Linked DNA regions of Homo sapiens: region 2 is linked to region 1. A link is an interaction called in ENCODE POLR2A ChIA-PET data of the cell type or tissue named here. Cell type or tissue: Panc1. All regions are shown on one strand. Each heading gives the region's core, and the rest is flanking DNA. Links, peaks and the distances in the headings are about the cores only.

The links. ChIA-PET counts read pairs that join two places held together with the same protein. Peaks named below come from ENCODE experiments on the same cell type or tissue, not always from the same donor. Only the 100,000 strongest peaks of a DNase experiment are listed, where the experiment ranks them.
Region 2: POLR2A ChIA-PET joins it to region 1 with 13 read pairs; 2 of 35 experiments call an interaction of 5 or more read pairs at or near these places.

Annotation. Positions count from the first base shown.
Region 1 is chr10:122,382,199-122,392,527 of GRCh38, forward strand. All of the region lies in intron 1 of PLEKHA1 (pleckstrin homology domain containing A1), which reads left to right. Among named protein-coding and RNA genes, the nearest start is that of PLEKHA1, 13 kb to the left of the region's middle. In Panc1, for the core only: no CTCF peak of the experiment used is centred there; no DNase peak of the experiment used is centred there; H3K27ac peaks cover 410 bases.
Region 2 is chr10:122,472,488-122,482,816 of GRCh38, forward strand. All of the region lies in intron 1 of HTRA1 (HtrA serine peptidase 1), which reads left to right. Among named protein-coding and RNA genes, the nearest start is that of HTRA1, 16 kb to the left of the region's middle. RefSeq lists enhancers at 1,492-2,015, 2,016-2,537, 3,634-4,359. In Panc1, for the core only: no CTCF peak of the experiment used is centred there; no DNase peak of the experiment used is centred there.

The sequences.
Region 1 (10,329 bases), core at 1,439-9,438:
CGTGGACAACACCACAATCAATTTTAGAATATTAGTATCATCCCCAAAGAAACCCTGTACCCTCCTATCCTTAGACAACAACTCATTTCCCCTGTACCTAGGCAACTAGTAATCTACCTTCTAGCTTTATAGATTTGCCCATTCTGCATATTTCATGTCAGTGGAATCATACTATACTTGGTTTGTTTAGAGAGAAGTGGTATCCATTAGTACCTAGCTTCTAGATTCAATAGATACCAAGTTACTTGGTAAAGGTGGGGGCTATAAGATCTCTCCAATGTAAAGATACATTTCCTGTTTGCAATTAGTAACAAAACTGTGGGGTGATATTTTGAGACTATGAATATTCTGTTTCCTAACAGCATTTCATCTAGTGGTTTTAGTGTTCATTGAAGATGCTTGTGTAAATCAGTGAGACATTGGGATTACAAAGTGGTGATTTTCTATTACTGTCATATCTTCAGAAATGATGTAGTTCATATTATTTCTAATTCAGATGTATTGTACACAGTTTGTTCTTTTGTTTTTTGTTTGTACCTCTTTTCTCTCACTGTGAAAGTCTTGGTTCCTAATAACAAATAAATGTTTTCTTTTATTTTAAATATAATCATATCAACATATTTACATTATCCAATAATGTACATTATAATGGTCTGGAAGTCTTGTTATACCTAAAATGTTTCACATTACAGTACCAAGTAGGAATGCTGGATCATAGGATAAAAGCATATATGATTTTGTTAAATAGTACCAGATTCACCCAGTAGGGTTTTACCATTTTGCCTTCTTGCCAGCAATGTAAGAGTTTCTGTTTTCTTACAGCCTCATCAGTATAGTGTGTTGTCAAACTTTTGAATTTTTGCCAGTCTAATAGATGAGAAATGGTATATCTGTATAGTATAGATTTAAAAAACTTTTCTATTATGGAGATTTGTGAACATCCACAAAAATAGAATAGTGTAACCAATCCCATGAACACCATCATTTAGCCCCAGCAACTACCAACCCTGCCACCAGTGCCTCCGTTTATTCCCTTCTCTAAAAATTATTTTGAAACAAATCCCAGATAACATTTTTTTCTTTTCTTTCTTGCTTTTTTCTTTTCTTTCTTTCTGTTTTTTTTTTTTCTTTTTTTTTTTTAGAATGGGTCTTGCTCTATTGCCCAGGCTGGAGTACAGTGGCACAATCATAGCTTACTGCAGACTCAATCTCCTGGGCTGAAGCGATTATCCCACCTCAGCTTCCCAAGTAGCTGGGACTACAGGCACACACCACCATGCCTGGCTAATTTTTTTTTTTTTTTTTGGCAGAGATAATGTCTTGTCATTTTGTAGGCTTGAATTGCTGAGCTCACACAATCCTCCTGCCTCAGCCTCCCAAAGTGCTGGGATTACAATTGTGAGCCATCATGCCTGGCCCCAGATAAATAACATTTATTTTATATCAGTAAATATCTCTAAATGAAAAGGACTCCTCCTTTTTTTGGTAACAATCACAATGCCGTTATCACACCAAAAATAATGTGTCTGTTTTCTTAATATCATCAGACAATATTCAAATTTCCGATTTTAAGTATGTCAGTGTTTTTTTGTTTGTTTTTGTTTTTATTTTTAAAGAAACAGGATTTAAATAAAATCCACATGTCGTGATTGGTCCAGATATCTAAAGTCTTTTTTAATTCATAGGTTTCTCCTCTAGTTCCTTTTCTTCTCCTGCTTTTGAATTTAATTTTAAAGAAACCAGTTATCTTTCCTGAGCCATTTCTTACTGTATAGATTTTGATATTTGAATCCCTGTGGTAGTCTCTCGTGTTGTTCTGTTCTTGGGATGTCATTGGCAATGGCTACATCTCGGTATGGTTTTTTTGTATTTGTCCTGTTATGAGTGATACTGAATATCTCATCATATATTTAAAGGCCATTTTTATATCTCTCTTGGTACAATGTTCATGTCTTTTACTCATTTTTCTATTGAACGTTTGATATATTTCCCTTAACATTTTTTGCAAGCTCTTTAAATGCTAGGGAGATTAGCCCTTTGTTTATGATATAAGTTGCAAATATTTTCTACTGGCTTTGACTTTGCTTATCAGGTTTTTGCCATGGAAAGCTTTTAAAAAACTTTATTTGGCTGGGCGCGGTGGCTCACGCCTGTAATCCCAGCACTTTGGGAGGCCGAGATGGGCGGATCACGTGGTCAGGAGATTGAGACCATCCTGGCTAACACGGTGAAACCCCGTCTCTACTAAAAATACAAAAAATTAGCCGGGTGAGGTGGTGGGCGCCTGTAGTCCCAGCTGCTCGGGAGGCTGAGGCAGGAGAATGGTGTGAACCCCAGGGGGCAGAGCCTGCAGTGCGCCGAGATCGTGCCACTGCACTCCAGCCTGGGTGACAGAGCGAGACTCTGTCTCAAAAAAAAAAAAAAAAAAATGACTTGTAGTCATTTATAAATGAGTTTTTAAAATTGTTACTGCTCCAGGTGTGGTGGCTCACACCTGTAATCCCAGCACTTTGGGAGGCCAATGCAGGTGGATCATTTGTGGTCAGGACTTTGAGACCAGCCTGGCCAAACATGGTGAAACCCTGTCTCTACTGAAAATACAGAAATTAGCCGGGTGGTAGTGGCTCAGTGCCTGTAATCTTAGCTACTCAGGAGGCTGAGGCATGAGAATTGCTTGAGCCTGTGAGGTGGAGGTTGCAGTGAGCCGAGTATCACGCGACTGCACTGCAGTCTGGGCAACAGAGTGAGACTCTACCTCAAAAAAAGAATTTTTTTTTAAATTGGTACTGGATTTTTAACCTTTTGAAGTTACATTCAATAAACTCTATCTGTTTAAAATGTATAATTTGATGAGTTTTGACCATGTCTGCAGCACATTAAGATACAGAACATTTCCATAACTCTGAGAAGTATCCTCATGCCACTTACAGTCCTTCCCTTCACCCTCAGCTCCAAGCAACTACTGATCTGCATTCCATCCCTATAGATTGGTTTGCAGTTTTCAGAATTTTATAGAAATATAATTATTTCTATAAATAAATAACACTAAAACCACTAGTTGAAATGTTAGGAAGCAGAATTATTATCAAAGGCTGTATCCTTTTGTGTCTGGCTTTTTTTTTTTTTTTTTTTTTTTGAGGCGGAGTTTCGCTCTTGCTGCTCAGGCTGGAGTGCAGTGGCGTGATCTAGGCCCACTGCAACCTCCGCCTCCCGGGTTCAAGCAATTCTCCTGCCTCAGCCTCCTGAGTAGCTGGGATTAGAGCATGCACCACCATGCCCGGCTAATTTTGAATTTTTAGTAGAGACGGGGCTTCTCCGTGTTGGTCAGGCTGGTCTTGAACTCCCAACCTCAGGTGATCTGCCTGCTTTGGCCTCCCAAAGTGTTGGGATTATAGGCGTGAGCCACTGTGCCCAGCCTATTTCTGGCCTTTTTTGTACTTAATATTACGATTTTGAGATTTATTCATGTTGTTGCATCTGTCAGTAGTTCCTTTTTACGGTAGAGCAGTATTCCATCTCTACTGATTTGTTCTATGTCCCATATCCTTTTTGGTCTGGCTTCTTTCACATACCAAAATACATTTGACATTTATTAGTTGCGCATGTATCAATAGTTTGTTCCTTTATTTTGCCAAGTAATATTTTATTGTATTGGATGCACCACATTTTGTTTATTCGTACACCAGTTGAAGGACATTTGGGTTGTTCGTGTTTTTTTGCCAGTTATGACTAATACTGCTATAAACATTTGTATCCAATATTTGGTGTGAACATAAGCCTTCAATTCATTTGGATAAATACCTAGGAGTGGGATTGCCGGGTTGTTCGCTAAGGATCTGTTTAACTGTAAAAACTGCCAAACTGTTTTCCAAAGTTGCTATGTCATTTTGCATTTCCACCAGCAATATATGATAGTTCGTTTATTTCACATCTTTGACAGCATTTAGTGTTGTCAGGGTTTTTTTTGTTTGTTTTAGACATTTTAGTAGGTATGTTATAGTATCTTGTGGTTTTTATTTGCATTCACTTTCCTGACTAATTATAGTAGGCATCTATTCGTGTGCTTATTTACTATTTTTATATGTTCTTAGTCAGCTTGTGTGTTCCAAGTTTTTTTTTTTTACCATTTTCGTATTTGGTTGTCTTATTATTGAATTGTAATAATTACCTGCCTGTTCTAGGGTATCATTTGCTGTCTGGATACATATATATTGAATATTTTCTTCATTTTTATGGCTTGTCTTTTCATTTCTTTATGGTGTCTTTTGAAGAGCAATTTTAAAGTTTGATTACGTTTCAGATATATCAACTATTATATGGTTCAGGCTTTTTGTGTCTTATCTAAGAAATATTTGTCTACCCCTAAGGTCCTGAAGACTTTGTCCTATATTTTGTTCTGGAAGCTTTGACATTTTACATTGAGTCAGTGATCCATTTGAGTTAGTTTTTTTCCTCATAGACAGTCGATTATTCCAGTCTTGTTTGTTGAAAAGACTGTCCTTTCTCTACAAAATTGCCTTGGCACCTTGGTTGAAAATTAACTGTTCTCTCTTCCTGTTTACTAGAAGAATTTTTAAAAGACCGGTGTTATTTTTTTCCTTAAGGGATTGGTAGAATTCACATATGAACTATTTCTAGGCTTTGACTTTTCTTTTTGGGGTTTTAGTAGTGAATTCATTTGCTTTAGTAGAAATAGGTACTTCAGATTTTCTTTTTTGTCTTGTGTCAGTTTTTTCAAAGTTGTGTTTTTTCAAAGAATTTGTTTACTTCTAAATTGTCAAATTTGTTTGCATGAATTCTTATTACCCACTTAATGTCTATAGGGTGTGTAGTGTGTACTTCCTAATATTGGTGATTTGCTTTCTCTCTTTCACTTGGTTCACATAGCTATAGATTTATCAATTTGATCTTTTCAAGAAACAGCTTTTGGTTTTAATTTGTATTGTTTGTTTTCAATTTTATTAGTTTCTTTTCTGATATTTATTATTCCCTTTCTATTTTGGGTTTACTTTACCTTTTTCTAGCTTTTTAGGGTGGAGTTTATGCCATTCATATTAGACCTTTTCTAATAAAAATATCTTAAGACTATAAATTTTCTTTCAAAATCACCTTTAGCTGCATACTACAAATTTTGACTTTTAAAATTTTTCATTTAGTTAAGAATGTTTTCTGATTTCCCTTTTGATTTCTTCTTTTACCCATATTTTATTTAAAAGTGTATTTTAATTTTCAAATAGCTATTCAGGTGATAATTTCATCTATAGCACTAAAAACCAATGAAAATTCTGACATATATTTGTTTATAAAATTCCTTGAATGCTCTGTATATTGTATTTATATGGTATATACCTGAGGGCTTTTCTGTAGCATAAAAGAACAGTTCATTATTTTTCACTGTTCTCTGGGTTGAAGGAGCTCATTTGGGCAGCTCCATCTTGGGGGTCTCTCTCTTGTAGTTGCAGTCAGATGGCAGCTGGAATGAGAGTCATCTGAAGGCTTGACTGGGCTGGATGGTCAAGATAGCCTCTTCACTCACTCTGCTAGAATGACTGGGACAGCTGGGTGTGGGCTGGTCACCTCTCTCCGCACAGCTTCTTCATGGGACTAGTTGGCTTTCACACAACGGGGCAGTCTGAAGGCAGTCAGATTTCCTACATGACAGCTGACTTCTAGAGTGAGCATTCTAAGACATTGAGTTTTTTCAAGTAGATAATTTATTTGCTCTACTCTTTCAAACTAAGAAGTAAGATAAATGTATGGGGCCAGTCATTGTAGAAACTGCCTGGTAAGTAACGTTACAGCATCCTTTTATTTTTTTAGTCGAGGTGAAATTAGCATGAGATTACCCATTTTAGTGCGTACAACCCAATGACATTTCATACTTTCACAGTGTCAGTGTTGTGCAACTATCACCTATATCTACTGTCAAAACATTTTCATCACCTGTTAAGCAGCTCTTCTGCATTTCCCACTCTCTTCAGCCTCTGGCAACCACCAATCTATTCCTTGTTGCTCTGGATTTATCTATTTAGGATCTTTCATATAAATAGAATCATACAACATGTACCTTTTTGTTGGTGGCTTTTTTCATTTAGCATGTTTCTGAGGTTTATCTAGGTAGTAGCATGTATCAGTACTTCATTCCTTTTTATGTCTGAAAAATATTCCATTGTATGCATATACCACATTTCATTCATTTGTTGGGGTTGTTTCCACCTTTTGGCTATTTGTGAGTAGTGCTGCTATGAACATTTCATATACAAGGGTTTATTTGACTACCTGTGTTCAATTCTGAATATCTGAATCTCAGAGATACGTGGGTTCAGTTTCAGTCCATGGCAATAAGATAAATGTTGCAATAGAATGAATCACACTAATTTTTTGGTTTCCCAGTACATATAAAAACTATGTTTACACTATACTGTAACCTATTAAGTATGCTATAGCATTATATGTAAAAAATGTATATACTATAATTTAAAAATATTTTATTGCTTAAAAATGCTAACAGTCATCTCAGCCTCTTCAAATGAGTTGTAATTTTTTGCTAGTGGAGAGTTTTAACTCAATGTTGGTGGCTGCTGACTGATTAGGATAGTGGTTGCTGAAGGTAGGGGTGGCTGTGGCATTTCAAGAAACCACTTTTGTTTGCTCATCCATAGAAGCAACTTCTCATCTGTTCAAGTTTTAGCATGAGATTATAGTAATTTAGTCACATTTTCAGGCCCTTCTAATTCTAGTCCTTTTGCTGTTTCTGCCATATTTGTAGTTACTTCCTCCACTGAAGTCTTGAACCCTCCCAAGTCATCCACGAGAGTTGGAATCAACTTCTTTCAAAACCTTGTTAATGTTGATATTTGGACCTCCTCTTGTGAATCATGAATGTTCTGAACAGCATCTAGAATGATGAATCCTCTCCAGAAAATTTTCAATTTACTTTGCCCAGATCTATCAGAGGAATCACTGTCTATGGCAGCTATATTTCAAATCACAAATATATATTTCAATATCACAAAATGTGTTTCTTGAAAGTTGAAATTACTCTTTGATGCATGAGCTGCAGAATGGATGTTGTGTTAACAGGTGTGGAAACAACATAATCACCTTGCACATTTTCATCAGAGCTCTTGGGTGACCACGTGCATTGTCAGTGAGCAGTGATATTTGGAAAGGAATCTTCTGAGGAGTAAGTCTCAATAGTGGGCTTAAAATATTCAGTGGCTGGGCGTGGTGGCTAACACCTGTAATTCCAACACTTTGGGAGGCCAAGGCAAGCGGATCACCTGAGGTCAGGAGTTTGAGAGCAGCCCGGCCAATGTGGTGAAACCCTGTTTCTACTAAAAATACAAAAATTAGTCAGGCATGATGGCATGTGCCTGTAATCCCAGTTACTTGGGAGGCTGAGGCAGGCTGAGGCAGGAGAATTGCTTGAACCTGGGAGGTGGAGGTTGCAGTGAGCCAAGATTGCGCCACCACTCTAGCCTGGGTGACAGCAAGACTCCATCTCAAAAAAAAAATTTTTTTTTCAGTAAAACATGCTGTAAACAGGTGTGCTGTCATCCAGATTTTGTTATTCCATTTTTAGAGTACAGGCAGAGTAGACTTTGCATAATTCTTGAGGGCTCTAGGATTTTTTTCGGAATGGTAAGTGAGCAGTGACTTCAACTTAAAGTCAGCAGCTACATTAGCCCCTAACAAGAGTCAGCTTGTCCTTTGAAGCTTTGAATCAGGCATTGACTTCTCTAGAACTGTGAAAGTCCTAGATGGCATCTTCCAATAGAAGACTTTCACATACATTCAAAATCTCTTTACTGTACCCACCTCCTTGATGTCAGCTAGATCTTCCTGGATAACTTGTGGAAGCTTCTATATCAGCACTTGCTGCTTCACCTTGCACTTTTATGTTATAGAGATGGCTTCTTTCTTTAAAAGTCATGAACCAACAACCTCTGCTGGCTTCCAGCTTTCTTCCTGTAGCTTCTCACCTCTCTCAGCCTTCAAATAACTGAAGAAAGCCTTTCTTTAGGTTAGGCTTTGACTTAAGGGGAATACTGTAGCTAATTTGATGTTCTGTCGAGACCAGTAAAGCTTTCTTCATATCAGCAATAAAGCTGTTTCACTTACCATTCTTGTGTTCACTGAAGTAGCACTTTTAATTTCCTTCAGGAACTTTACCTTTGCATTCATAACTTGGCTGTTTGGTGCAAGAAACCTCATTTTTGGTCTGTCTCAGCTTTTGACATGCTTCACTTACTAAGCTTAGACATTTCTGGCTTTTGGTTTAAAGCGAGACACTTGGCTGGGCATGGTGGCTCATGCCTGTAATCCCAGCACTTTGAGAGGCCGAGGCAAGAGGATTGCTTGAGGCCAGGAGCTCAAGACTAGCCTGGGCAGCATAGTGAGATCCTGTCTTTACAAAAAATAAAAAAGTTAGCTGGGCATGGTGGTACATGCATGTAGTTCTCCCACCTATTTGGGAGGCTGAGACAGGAGGATTTCTTGAGCCCAGTAGTTTGAGGCTGCAGGGTTGCCACAAACCTTCAATTTGTAAAAACTCCAATATCTGTGAAGTGCAATAAAATGAAGCACAGTAAAACGAGGTGTGTGTGTACCTAGGAGTAGAATGGCTGGATCATATGGTAATTCTATGTTTAACTCTTGAAGAGCTGCCAAATTGTTTTACACAGCTGTTGTACCATTTTACATTCCCACCAGCAACGTAGGAGGGTTCCAGTTTCTCCATGTCCTTGCCAACACTTGTTATTTTCCTCTCTTTTAATTATAGCCATCCTAGTGGGGGTGAAGTTTTATCTCATTGTGGTTTTTATTTGGATTTCCCTAATGACTGATGATATTGAGTATCAAAGTTCTCGTTGACCATTTGTTTATCTTCTTTGGATAAATGTCTCTTCAAGTCATTTGCCCATTTTAAACTTGGACTAAAGTTTTTGAGTTCTGAAAGTTACTTATGTATTCTGGATACTAGATCCTTGTCAGATATATAGTTTGCAAATATTTTCTTTCCTTCTATAGATTTTCTTTTGACTTTCTTGAAGTTGTTTGATGCAAAAAAAGTTTTAAAATTTGATGAAGTCCAATATAATTTTTGTTGTTGCTCATGCTTTTGGTATTATATCTAAGAATTCATTGCCAATTCCAAAGTAAGATTTACCCTATATTTTCTTCTGAAAGTTTTCTGGTTTTAGCTCTTAAATTGTTAATCCATTTTGAGTTAATTTTTATAAATGGTGTGAGGTAGGGGGTCCAGCTTCATTCTATGTGGATATCCAGTTGTACCAGCACCAGTTGTTGAAGAGGCTTTTTTCCCCCACATTGAATGGTATTAGCACCCTTGTTGAAATCAGTTGACTATAGATGTATAGGTTGAAATCAGTTGACTATAGATGTATAGGTTTATTTCTGTGCTCTTAATTCTTTTCCACTGATCTATGTCTATTCTCATGGCAAGTTGATAGCTTTTACCTGTGGTATATGGTAGTATAGAGTATTGATTTTTCAAGCTTTGATTACATTGTAAACTTTTTTTTTTTTACAAACATGGTAAATTTATTAAAGAAATTATTTCCTTTAAAGTATCAGATTTATAAGAACAATAACAGCAACAACACACAAACTTATTGGATGGTTTTATTTAAAACTTTTTGGTGTATTTTATCATTTCTCTGACTGCATATGGAATAGTGATGCAGATACATAGTATATCAGTGTGCATTGTAATTGAATTTTCACTGTAAGTTAAATTTACCTTGAGCCTCTAAATAAATAGTTATGTAAATTCATCCTGCCAAAAGATGTGATGGTGCCAGCTATAGAAGTACCAGAATAGTAACAGCTGTCTGGTGCAGATTTGGGCTAAGCATCACATCAAGAAGGAATCACATGTCTGTAGTCTCTAGAGAAACAGTTCTTGGCACCTAATGGTTTTTTAACTTTAATCAGTACAATAAAAGTTGCAGTACTTTAGGACCAGAATATGATACACCTTTTAAGTCTATTTTAATCTATAATGTCTCTCTTTTTCTTTTTTTTCTTGTAATAATTTACTTGCTAAAGAAACTTTTTTTTTTCCTTTGTTTCTTATAGTCTGGCTCTTGCTGATTGAATTCCTTTGGTGCAGTTTAGCATGTTCCTCTGTGTTCTGCATCTCCTGTAGGTTGGTATTTGGATATAGAGGGGATCTAAAAAACATTTTTTCTTGTTGCTTTATGTTCACATGATAGGTGATGTTTGTGTCTTCCATCAGGAGGCACATCATACCTGCTTATCTCTCTTTCCAGTACATTAACTAGTTTATTTTGATTCACTTTA
Region 2 (10,329 bases), core at 1,575-9,574, 90 kb after region 1:
CAGGTTCAAGCAGTTCTCATGCCTCAGCCTCCTCAGTAGCTGGGATTACAGGCCTGCACCACCACACCCAGCTACCTTTTATATTTTTAAGTAGAGACAGTTTCGCCATGTTGGCCAGACTGGTCTCGAACTCCTGGCCTCAAGTGATTGGCCTGCTTCAGCCTCCCAAAGTGTGGGGATTACAGGCATGAGCTACCATGCCTGGCCTAATTCCATCATTTCTGTCCCAAGTGTTGCCACCGTTTGGTTAACTGTTCCCCTGTTCACATCCATTTGGGCCAAGGTTGCAATGTTAAACAATCCTGAGATGGACATTTTCATGTTTATGGCTATTTCTGTATCTAGGGTCATTCTCTTAGGAGAGGTACTAAGGAGTACAAAAACTGGGAAGAAGGATATGGAATTTTTATGGATCTGGTATAAATTGCCAAATTATTTTCCAGAAGGGTTGTAGCCATATTTGTTGCCATCAGCTCTAGAATTTCAACCTCGTAAGTCACTGAAAGAAATTCTCCCAAAATCAATCCTTCAGGAATAATGGAAGAAGATGGTGCCAAACCCCAGCCATTCTGCTCACTGTTAGATTCCTTTTTTGGTCTTACAGGTTACTTTTATTCTCAGGTTGATGGCTCTTAGAGTTGAGCAATGTTTGGGGTAGAATAACGAGCACTTTTAAAACTTGGTTCTACCTGGGGAGGGGGTGAGTTGTGATCACAGACAGTCTCACCTGGGAGGGGCTTGGGTGTTTGTCGGCTTGTCCTTCTAACACTCGTGTCTCAGGCGAGCAGCCTGGGACCAGTGAGGTGACCTGAAGGCTGGAGGTCACAAGCTAAGAGGCGACAGAGAACCCAGGTCTCAGGAAGCCCAGCCCAGAGCTCGCTGCACTGAGCCTCTCGGATGCCAGCTCTGTCCAGGATGCGGGAGGAGGCCAGACTGATTTGGTCTGTTTTGAAAAGTGATGAAAATATTTATTCAAATGTTTTGTACTCATAGGCAGAAGTATAACAGGAGCTGCATATACAAAATTATTTTCTAGTAGTCACATTAAAAAAGTAAAAAGAAAGAACACGATTATTTTTCTTTTTAAAACAGCTTTATTGAGAGATAATTTACATACTATAAAATTTACCCCTTTAAAGTGTACAATTTGCTGTTCTTATATATTCACAATCATGCACGTATCACTACCAGCTCCAGGACACTTTCATCACCGTAAAAAGAAACCCCGTATCCATTAGTAGCCACCCCATACTTCTCCTCTGCCCAGCCCTAGGAAACCACCGGTTCATTTTCTATTTCTATGAATTTGCTTATTCTGGACATTTCATATAAATGGAATCAAAGAATACGTAACGGGCTTCTGTCTCTTAGCATAATGTTTTCAAGGTTGTCCACATTGTAGCATGGATCATTATTTCATTCCATTTTATGATTAAAAATATGCCTTTTAAGGGATACAGGGAGACCAGACGTCTATTTTATCTCCCCTCCCTGATGGGGAATCCTAATTTCAGCCTGGAAAGTCACTGCGAAAGTCTAAACTGCAGAGGTGATACTGTTTCCACTGGAAGAAACTGTAGCACCTGACTCAGGAAGCCAGCATTAAAACCAAGAATATTCTATATGGATGGGGATTACGCACTGAAAGGAAAACATGAGGAAATGCACTTTTCAGATTTATTAGATCATAGAACTTTTTTGGAGCTGGAAAGGATGTCGGAAACCGTCTAGCCTACCCCCTCATCTTACCACTGAGGTAACTGAGGCCCAGGAAGGGGAAGTGGCTTGTTTTGGGTCCGGGACCACTCTTCATTTCTTATTTGAGCCAAAGCTTCCTTCTGGCGTCTGTCTCTGTTTCACAAGTTCCCCTCGCATGGGGGCTGGGTACTGCTTGGAAGAACTGGCTTCTTCCTTGATACAGGGGCTCGTTCACCATCACCTCCCTCCCTCACGTCTCTTCTGCCTCTCTGCAGCCTCAGGCCCTCCTCCTGCACCAGGGGGGCAGACTCAACCCGGGTGGGCACTGCCTCCCAGTCCGTGGCCAGAGGCTGGAGGGCTAGGGAGACTGAACAGCCCCGGCAGCTCCAGACATAACAACCTATGTTGAGGAGTCAGGGCAGGAAGCGAACCCAGCTGAGAAATCTGCGAAGGTCAGGACCAGAGCCAGACGCTTATCAAGAGCAAAGTTAATGGTTTTTGTGAACCGAGCAGTCAGCTGTTTCCCCGAAGATAATAATAGACACATCATGTTGGGCATTCAGGAGGCATCTGAAAAAAAAAATGTGCAGTGGAATTGATTGGAAGCTTTTCCCTAATGCATAAAATAGGCCAGAAAAGACTATCAAATGTAACAGCACCGATCAAACCCAATAGATCAAGCAAGGACTGAAAAACACAATTTTTTTTTTCTTTGCCAGTGAGTCTGAAAAGTGATTTTCAATGACAGGCGCCTTTAAACATAGACAACATAAACAACAACATAGTTGTTCTGGAAGAGGCATCTTTTCCCAGTAAAGCCAAAGATGCAGATCTAGGCTGTGCTTGTGACTGACAGCACAGTGAGGGGTTCACAGCCAGCTGGCCAGGTGCCCCCCGAAAGCACATTTCGAATCTACTCTATTTGAGAGAGACTGCCTTAGCCTTGTTTGGGTAAGTCTTCCTCCTTCACTTCACCTGCCACAGACTTTTCCAGGCACCATCTGCTGCAGTCTTGGCCCAGCCCCTGCAACAGTTACTGCTCAAGGCACCCGGGACATGCAGGACGGGGGAGCAGCCTGAGGTCTGGCGTCCGGCGAGCTTTTCCCACTTGGAGCCGTCTGGGAGACTGTCCCGGAAAGAGAGGGGCTGCCAACACTTGGAAGTGCCAATGTGTGCTGCAAGTCGAGGCCAGGCTCCCGGCTCCCCCGCCTCTTCCTCCTTGATTCATTAAAAGGAAAGAAAGAGGCCACACGAAACTCTCCTGAATTTCATTTCTTTGTTTCTATGCAAAAGACAGAGCGTGGTCATTCATCATTCAAATTTTAGCCTTTTTAAACAAATAATAATTCCTGCTTGTGAATTCAGTGTATTTTAACAAGAGTAGGTCTGAGGGCCGTTGGCCGTGTCTTTCCTTAGATTTGCAGACAGCGGCCCTGATGGTGCATAGGGTTTCAGGTTTCCTTTAGACCTCAGCTGGCTGCCTGGGCCACCACTTAGCAATGCCATTGTCCTTCCTGTGCATTTTCTTTGCAGAATTCGAGGAAATCCAGTCGCACAGGCCCCTCTGTGCCCATGTCCCCGGCGCCCTGGAATGTGCAGTACCAGCAGCAGCGATTAGAATGGGGGTCTGGTTTCCCGGAATGTGCAAGGTCTGGCTTCTGTTTCTGCTGCCTCCATGCCCCAGACCAGTGCTGGGCCGGGCTCTGGGCTGGAGCCGTGGCTGACAAGTTTCCTTGGAATTTAATGGAGCGGGCCAGACAGCATGCAGCCACTCAAACTGAAAACCTGGGAAAGAAATGAGTGTTGTGGGGCAGCTTTGCTGCATTCACTGGGTCATATATGCTTCTTTTTCTTTTCCTCAGGCAACCCCTCTTGCAGACAGGAGGCCCCCTCCCCTTTCGCTTCATGCCTCACTGGCCATTAGGAACCTTTTAAAACTGATTTCTCTCCTGACCCTCAGAGAGAACATAGTCCAAGTTCCCTGGAGGAGGAGGAAGCGCTCTGTGTTTCTCTGCAGTTCACGGCTCAGTTAAATGCAGCCTACGTGCTGTCTTTCCCCACTCCTCTGCCTGCTCCCGTTGTGCTTCTCATGATCATTCTCAAATTCAGCGAGAAACCTCACAAAGGGAGCTTTTCTTAGGGAAGAGTCATCCTTGGCCTCCCGAATGTGGACCAGCCCCTCTCCCCAGCTGCACAGCATCAGGTTAGTTAACCACCTGCCTCCATCTGGGTCCTGTCTGGACAGGCCTACTCACACCTGCTGCAGGCATCCAACTTGCCCTCAGGTGCCTGTGGCTCGTCCAGAGGGGTGGAGCCCACATTCCAGTCCTGACAGGTAAAGTTCAGTGGCGGGGACCCTGCATTTAGTGTAAAGATCAATATTCCAGGTCCTCTCTTCCTGCCACCCAGCGACTGGCCGTTTGCAGGCACTCGGTCCCAGTTGTCCTGGGCCTGCAGCCCTTGCATTCTCTCTGCTTTGTCTCTGCTATTGCACCCCTGCCCCATCAGAAATGCAGGTGGGGGGGCCTTCCGCTGGGACAGTGAGAGACTGGGTAGTAAGGGGAGCGCTAGAGGGATGGTTGCGCTTGCATCCAGCCCTGACTGCATTCGCTCTCCCCCGCCTCTCTGTGAAGGTGCTGAGCTGTGAGTGGAACCAAGTGGATGAGAGTGGCCTTGGGCACCTGCCGATAAATTTCCCGGTGTGTCTTCTCCTCCTGGGAGTCCCATCTGGATTTGGGTCTGGATTTATTTATTCAGCAAGTAGCCTCTTTATAGTTACTTTTTTTTTTTTTTTTTTTTTGAGATGGAGTTTCACTTTGTCACCCAGGCTGGAGTGCACTGGCGCAATCTTGGCTCACTGCAAGCTCCGCCTTCCAGGTTCACGCCATTCTCCTGCCTCAGCCTCCCGAGTAGCTGGGACCACAGGTGCCTGCCACCATGCCTGGCTAATTTTTTGTATTTTTAGTAGAGACTGGGTTTCACTGTGTTAGCCAGGACGGTCTCGATCTCCTGACCTCATGATCTGCCCACCTTGGCCTCCCAAAGCGCTGGGATTACAGGTGTGAGCCACCATGCCCGGCCTGTAGTTACTTTTAATTTAGCCATGCTCGGGGCTGAAGGGGATGCCAAAGAAATATAAGATGAGCCCCTCAGACGGCTAAAGATGAAGATGAGGCCTCCAGTATGTACCTCCCACATACACCCCAGGAAATTCTGGGTGTCACTGGATTCTGGACCTCCCAAAAGCTGCTGGCACCTGGAGGATGGGGCCCCGAGGCTGGACCTCACTCCTGCTGGGTTGCTGGACTGGGAAAGTACTGATGGCAGCTGAGGAGTGTGTCCCAGACTTCACTGAGCCATTCCCAAAGATTATTCCAAGTTCTCCTGACACTGCACTGGAGGCCTGCTGTGCTGGCCTTCTTTATTTACAGTTTCTGACTGGTGTCTAGCAGCCCTGCCAGAGAGAGCGGCAGTGTGTCTGCAGGCGACCAGGAGAAATGTCTCAGGCTTTAGAGCAGGACTTTGAGCACATAGCTGTGGGGGCCCAGCAGGCTGTCTCCTGCACGGTTACTTCTCCTTGTCCTTTCATGGTCGAGAGGTTGCTGCCTGGCCCTTCAAGTGAGGATGGGACATGCTATCCATTGGCCTTAATTTCCAACCTCTGCATGATGCATTTTATGCTCCTGCCTTTGAAAGAACTTTTATTTTCTTGTCATTTATGCCCAGACCCCACATGGCAGAAGGAAGGGAGGCTGGGACAGGGGAGGCGGATAAGCTGCCGCTGACAGACCTGCCCAGTTTCTTAGCTCATCCCGGCCTCCATCCTGGTGAGCAGACACTGGCCCAATCCAGCCATATTTTTGGCTGAGTTTCTGTCTTCACATCTCATCCTTAACCCTGAATCCTGGCCATAGTTGGTACTGGGTTGTATTCTTATTTGTAATCTTTAAAGTAGGAATACCTTTGCTGGTATTTAAAGTGGAAGAAATCAGGTGAAGAATCACAAGTGATTTGCAAACTGGAAGAGACATTAGAATGTAAATGTGAGGAAGCGTCAGCATGAGGGGCTTGCCTGGGCTGCACAGCTTGCCTTGGCTGGAGTATGCACTGTTCTGGCATTGCAGAGAGGATGGGTACCTTGCCTCCCTGCAGGTGGGGGACTGTATCAGCCCCCGCAGACTGCTCCTGGGCTCCTGAGTTTGACAGATTTTTTTTTTTTTTTTTTGAGACGGACTCTCACTCTGTTGCCCAGGCTGGAGTGCAGTGGTGCGATCTCGGCTCACTGCAAGCTCCACCTCCTGGGTTCACGCCATTCTCCTGCCTCAGCCTCCCGAGTAGCTGGGACTACAGGCGCCTGCCACCACGCCTGGCTAATTTTTTGTATTTTTAGTAGAGACAGGGTTTCACCGTGTTAGCCAGGATGGTCTCGATTTCCTGACCTCATGATCTGCCTGCCTTGGCCTCCCAAAGTGCTGGGATTACAGGCTTGAGCCACTCGCCCGGCTGAGTTTGACCAGATTAAGGCAGCATCTCCAGTGGCACCTGAGCAGCTCCTGAGATGCTTTTCTGTGCTAAATCTGGATTTGGGGTATTAAATCAAATGAATTTGAAATGCAGGCACAGCTGGCCCCATGGGCATGGACCTGTGCAGTCACACCTTGCCCCGTGTTCAGAAGGGTGCTGTGCCTGTTTTAATGCTCTGCTGTTGCTCTCTTGAGATTCTTAATAATTTTTGAACAAAGGGCCCCACATACTCATTTTGTACTGGGTACTGCATATTATGTAGCTAGTCTTGAATCTAGGACAGTGCATTAAAATGCCATTGATTGGATCAATCTGCTCTTGCAACTGATTTGAATTTTGGGAACATGCTGTTTCCTGTGAATAAAGGAGGATTCATTTCTTTTCCCTCGAATACACTGCGTTCTGTTTTCCAAATTAGCTCTACGTATCAACTCAGCTGAGAAATTGGAAGCGGGGATTGTTCTGGCTGGAAGGGAAGGTTAGATTGTTAATCCTGCATCCTGGCCCTGATCTCACCGAGTGTGAAGCATGTTCCCACAATGGTGTGGGCTGCGGGGGGCTGGAGGCTGGCTGAGAAGGTGGGGACCAAGGAGGGAGGCTAGCCTGGGAGCCAGACAGATGGGGTTAGGCTCTTGCTTTTGCCACTCGCCAGCTCTGAGGCTTAGGGCAACATGATTTAATTCTCTGATCCTTGTTTTTTTCATCTTTCTGTAGACTGGTGATGAGATGCACCCTGCAGGCTTGCAGGCTTGCAGGAGTAATTAAAGGTAATATTTGTGCCTATTATTGGGCTTGACATATAGTAGATGCTCTACAATAAATAGATCCTATTATTCTTATTGATAATATTATTTTATTGCTAACATTGAAGGTTGGGTGGGATTTGACTAGCTGGAGGCGAGGAGAATGAGATCATCCAGGCCGGAAGGAAAAGAGACATGAATGCAGGGGGATGGGGTGGAGCACTTTGGAGGTGTGGGGAGAGGTCTGCAGGGTGGGAGTTGTGCATTAAGGAGTCGTGGGGAGAGTGGAGGAATCAGTGCCACATGGTGAATGAGAGGGGATCGTGGGCCCGAGGAGATGGCGATGGCTGCGGGGATCCTGCAGGAAGTTTATGTGCCCCAAAGTGGCATTATCAGTTAGGGGGAGACACTGAAGACAGAGGTGAGGCCTGCCTGAATTAGCGTAGAGTGGGATTCTTGGAAGCTTCAGAAGCTTGAGAAGAGCCACTTGGAGGTGTTGAAATGCACCTGGGAGGGACGTGGGGACCCAGCTCTGGGCTGAGAGCTGGGAGACGGAAACGCAGGTGACCTTGGCCTTGAAGATGGGGCATGATATTTAGTGCTTTATGTGCAATCTCACCTAGGACTCCCAAGCCCTTTGGAGTAGGTGATATTAGCTCCGTGTTACAGAAAGGGAGACTGAGGCTGAAGCAGGGACATTCATGATCTGAAGTCACACAGCTGTACGGGGCAGAAGTGGGCATGGAGGCATTAACTTAGAGCCGAAAGGTGTGACCTTTCTTAGTGTGGCTGGCCCCACGGGGAACGTGTGTGGGTTGGAGTACAACTTGGTGTTCCTACCCATCCCAGATGCTCTGCGTTTGTGAACCCCAGTTGCCACATCAGGGCGGGCGAGGGCAGGAAGCTCTGCAGGGAGAAGGGACAAGGGACAGAGCCAAGAACAGGGGCAGTGCCCCAGGGTCCTGCAGGGGCAATGAAGGGGGTTGGCACACCTGGGTTAGTTGCTGGCCAGTGTGGGGAGAGAGCTGGCCTGGGAGTCTAATGGGAATGCCAGGGAAAGCTGCCTTGGTCCCCTAAAGTGAAGCCCCCATGCTGGCCATGGAGTGTTGGTGATTGAGGGTCCCTGCTAGTTGTCTGGCCGAGGCAGCATGTCCTATAGGCATAGCTCTGGTGTCCTGCTGGCGTGGCGTGAGTGCCCCTCATGCTGGGAGCCAGCCCTGTGCTCTGGAGGGAGGTGGTGGGAGGACAAGGGACAGTGGGACCTGCCACCTGAGCAGGAATTGGCACCTTCTCCCACTGGCAGGTCCAGGTTTTATGGAATCTGAAACTTGTACAATTCAGTATACCCTCTTCAAGAAAAACACCCCTCAAAATTATGAATATAACATTAGGTATGAAACTATTATTGATATAGATTGAAAAAAGAAAATGCCCAAAATGACAAACTTCAGAAAATAGACAAATACTGCAAACATCACAAAATCAGAAAAATAAGATTAAAAAAAGCTAACTGCTGAACACTCCGTCATCTTGAAAATGCCCCTCTCTCCTCCTCTATTTTTTGGCTGTGAACTCTTTGCTCACCTTTTCATGTGACAATGCTTTTGTAATATTTCCTACAGAGAAAATAGAATAATTTATTATTACTTTTATTGTTTTTGGATTATTATTATGATCAATTCAATATTTTTCTGCTACCCACACACTCACTGTCTTCTGTCCAACCTCTGGCCTGCACCAGGGGAACCAGCAGTTTCCCCTGCCATAGGGTGTCCCTGGAGACCACACATATAGCAGGATAGATATAGCAATTTAACTAGACACAGAAGGGACTTCAAAGCCACAAATATATCTCATTTAACCTGAACAAAATGATTATCCAGTTTTACTTTTCCCTTAGCCTCTTCCCCCAAATGCTGGCAGCCACCCTGATGGGATAGATGTGTGACAGAGGGCAAGAGACCGTGGCCCCAACCAGCTGCAGCTTCACTCTTTCATTTCTGTATACTCTCTACAAGCTGTGATGATAGCACTTTGCTAGGGCCCCTCACAGGGCAGATGGAGGGCTCCACGCTGAAGCTTTGTGGATGTTTGCTGTCTATCCACCTCTGCTCCTTGTGCCTATGCAGGGATTCAGGCCCAACCACTGCAGAGAGCCCAAGAGCATCAGGCAGAGGTTCCCAAACTGTCATGATTGGTGGCACCTTTAGTAGTTGATACGGTTTGGTTGTGTCCTCACCCAAATCTCATCTTGAATTCCCACATGTTGTGGGAGGGACCCGGTTGGTGGTAATTGAATCATGGGGGCAGATCTTTCCCGCACTGTTCTCATGATAGTGAATAAGTCTCCCAAGATCTGTTGGCTTTATAAAGGGGAGTTTCCCTGCACAAGCTCTCTCTCTGACTGCTGCCATCCATGTAAGACATGACATGCTCCTCCTTGCCTCCCACCATGATTGTGAGGCTTCCCCAGCCACGTGGAACTGGAAGTCCAATAAAACCTCCTTCTTTTGTAAATCACCCAGTCTCAGGTATGTCTTTATCAGCAGTGTGAAAATGGACTAATACAGTAGTGCAGTCATTTTTTCATGGTCCCCAGTAAGGCCAAAAAATACCCAACAGTTCCATTTATCAATTAGTGGAGGCCAAACAATTTGATAAGTATTTGTGTCCCTATAACACAGTGGTCATTAAAAAAAGACATTTTAATTTCATTATTCAATAAGCATGATTACTTATGAATGGGATATGTGCACCTGTTGGGTGTCACATGACCTTTCAAATCTTGGAGTCAGATTGGACACCACCATGCCCATTTCCAGTTCAACTCTGATTTTTGTGTGGTACATGCTTTTTATCACAGTGACTGCCAGAAATCCAACTTCATATGGAATCATGAAAAGGGATGTAGTGTGATCTGATTTCAAAACTATGATCAATCTAGAGCTAGTTTACAAGGTGTCTAACAGTGATCAAGTATCACTGTATTTCCCTAGAAAACCTGAAATATCGATGAATTTTCTGTGGCACTCTGGGGTCCCTTGGGGCACACTATGGGAACCATGGGATTAGGACCATAAGGATATGATTTTGGCTTCTTCCTGCCTCAGATCTAATCTTTACCTGGCATTTTTGCCTTAAAGATGAAAGAAGCATACATTTTGATGTATTTAAAGCACATATTCGGCCAGGTGCGGTGGCTCACACCTGTAGTCCCAGCACTTTGGGTGGCTGAGGCAGGCAGATCACAAGGTTGGAAGTTTGAGACCAGCCTGACCAACATGGTGAAACCCCATCTCTACTAAAAATACAAAAAATAGCTGGGTGTGGTGGCATGTGCCTGTAATCCCAGCTACTCAGGAGG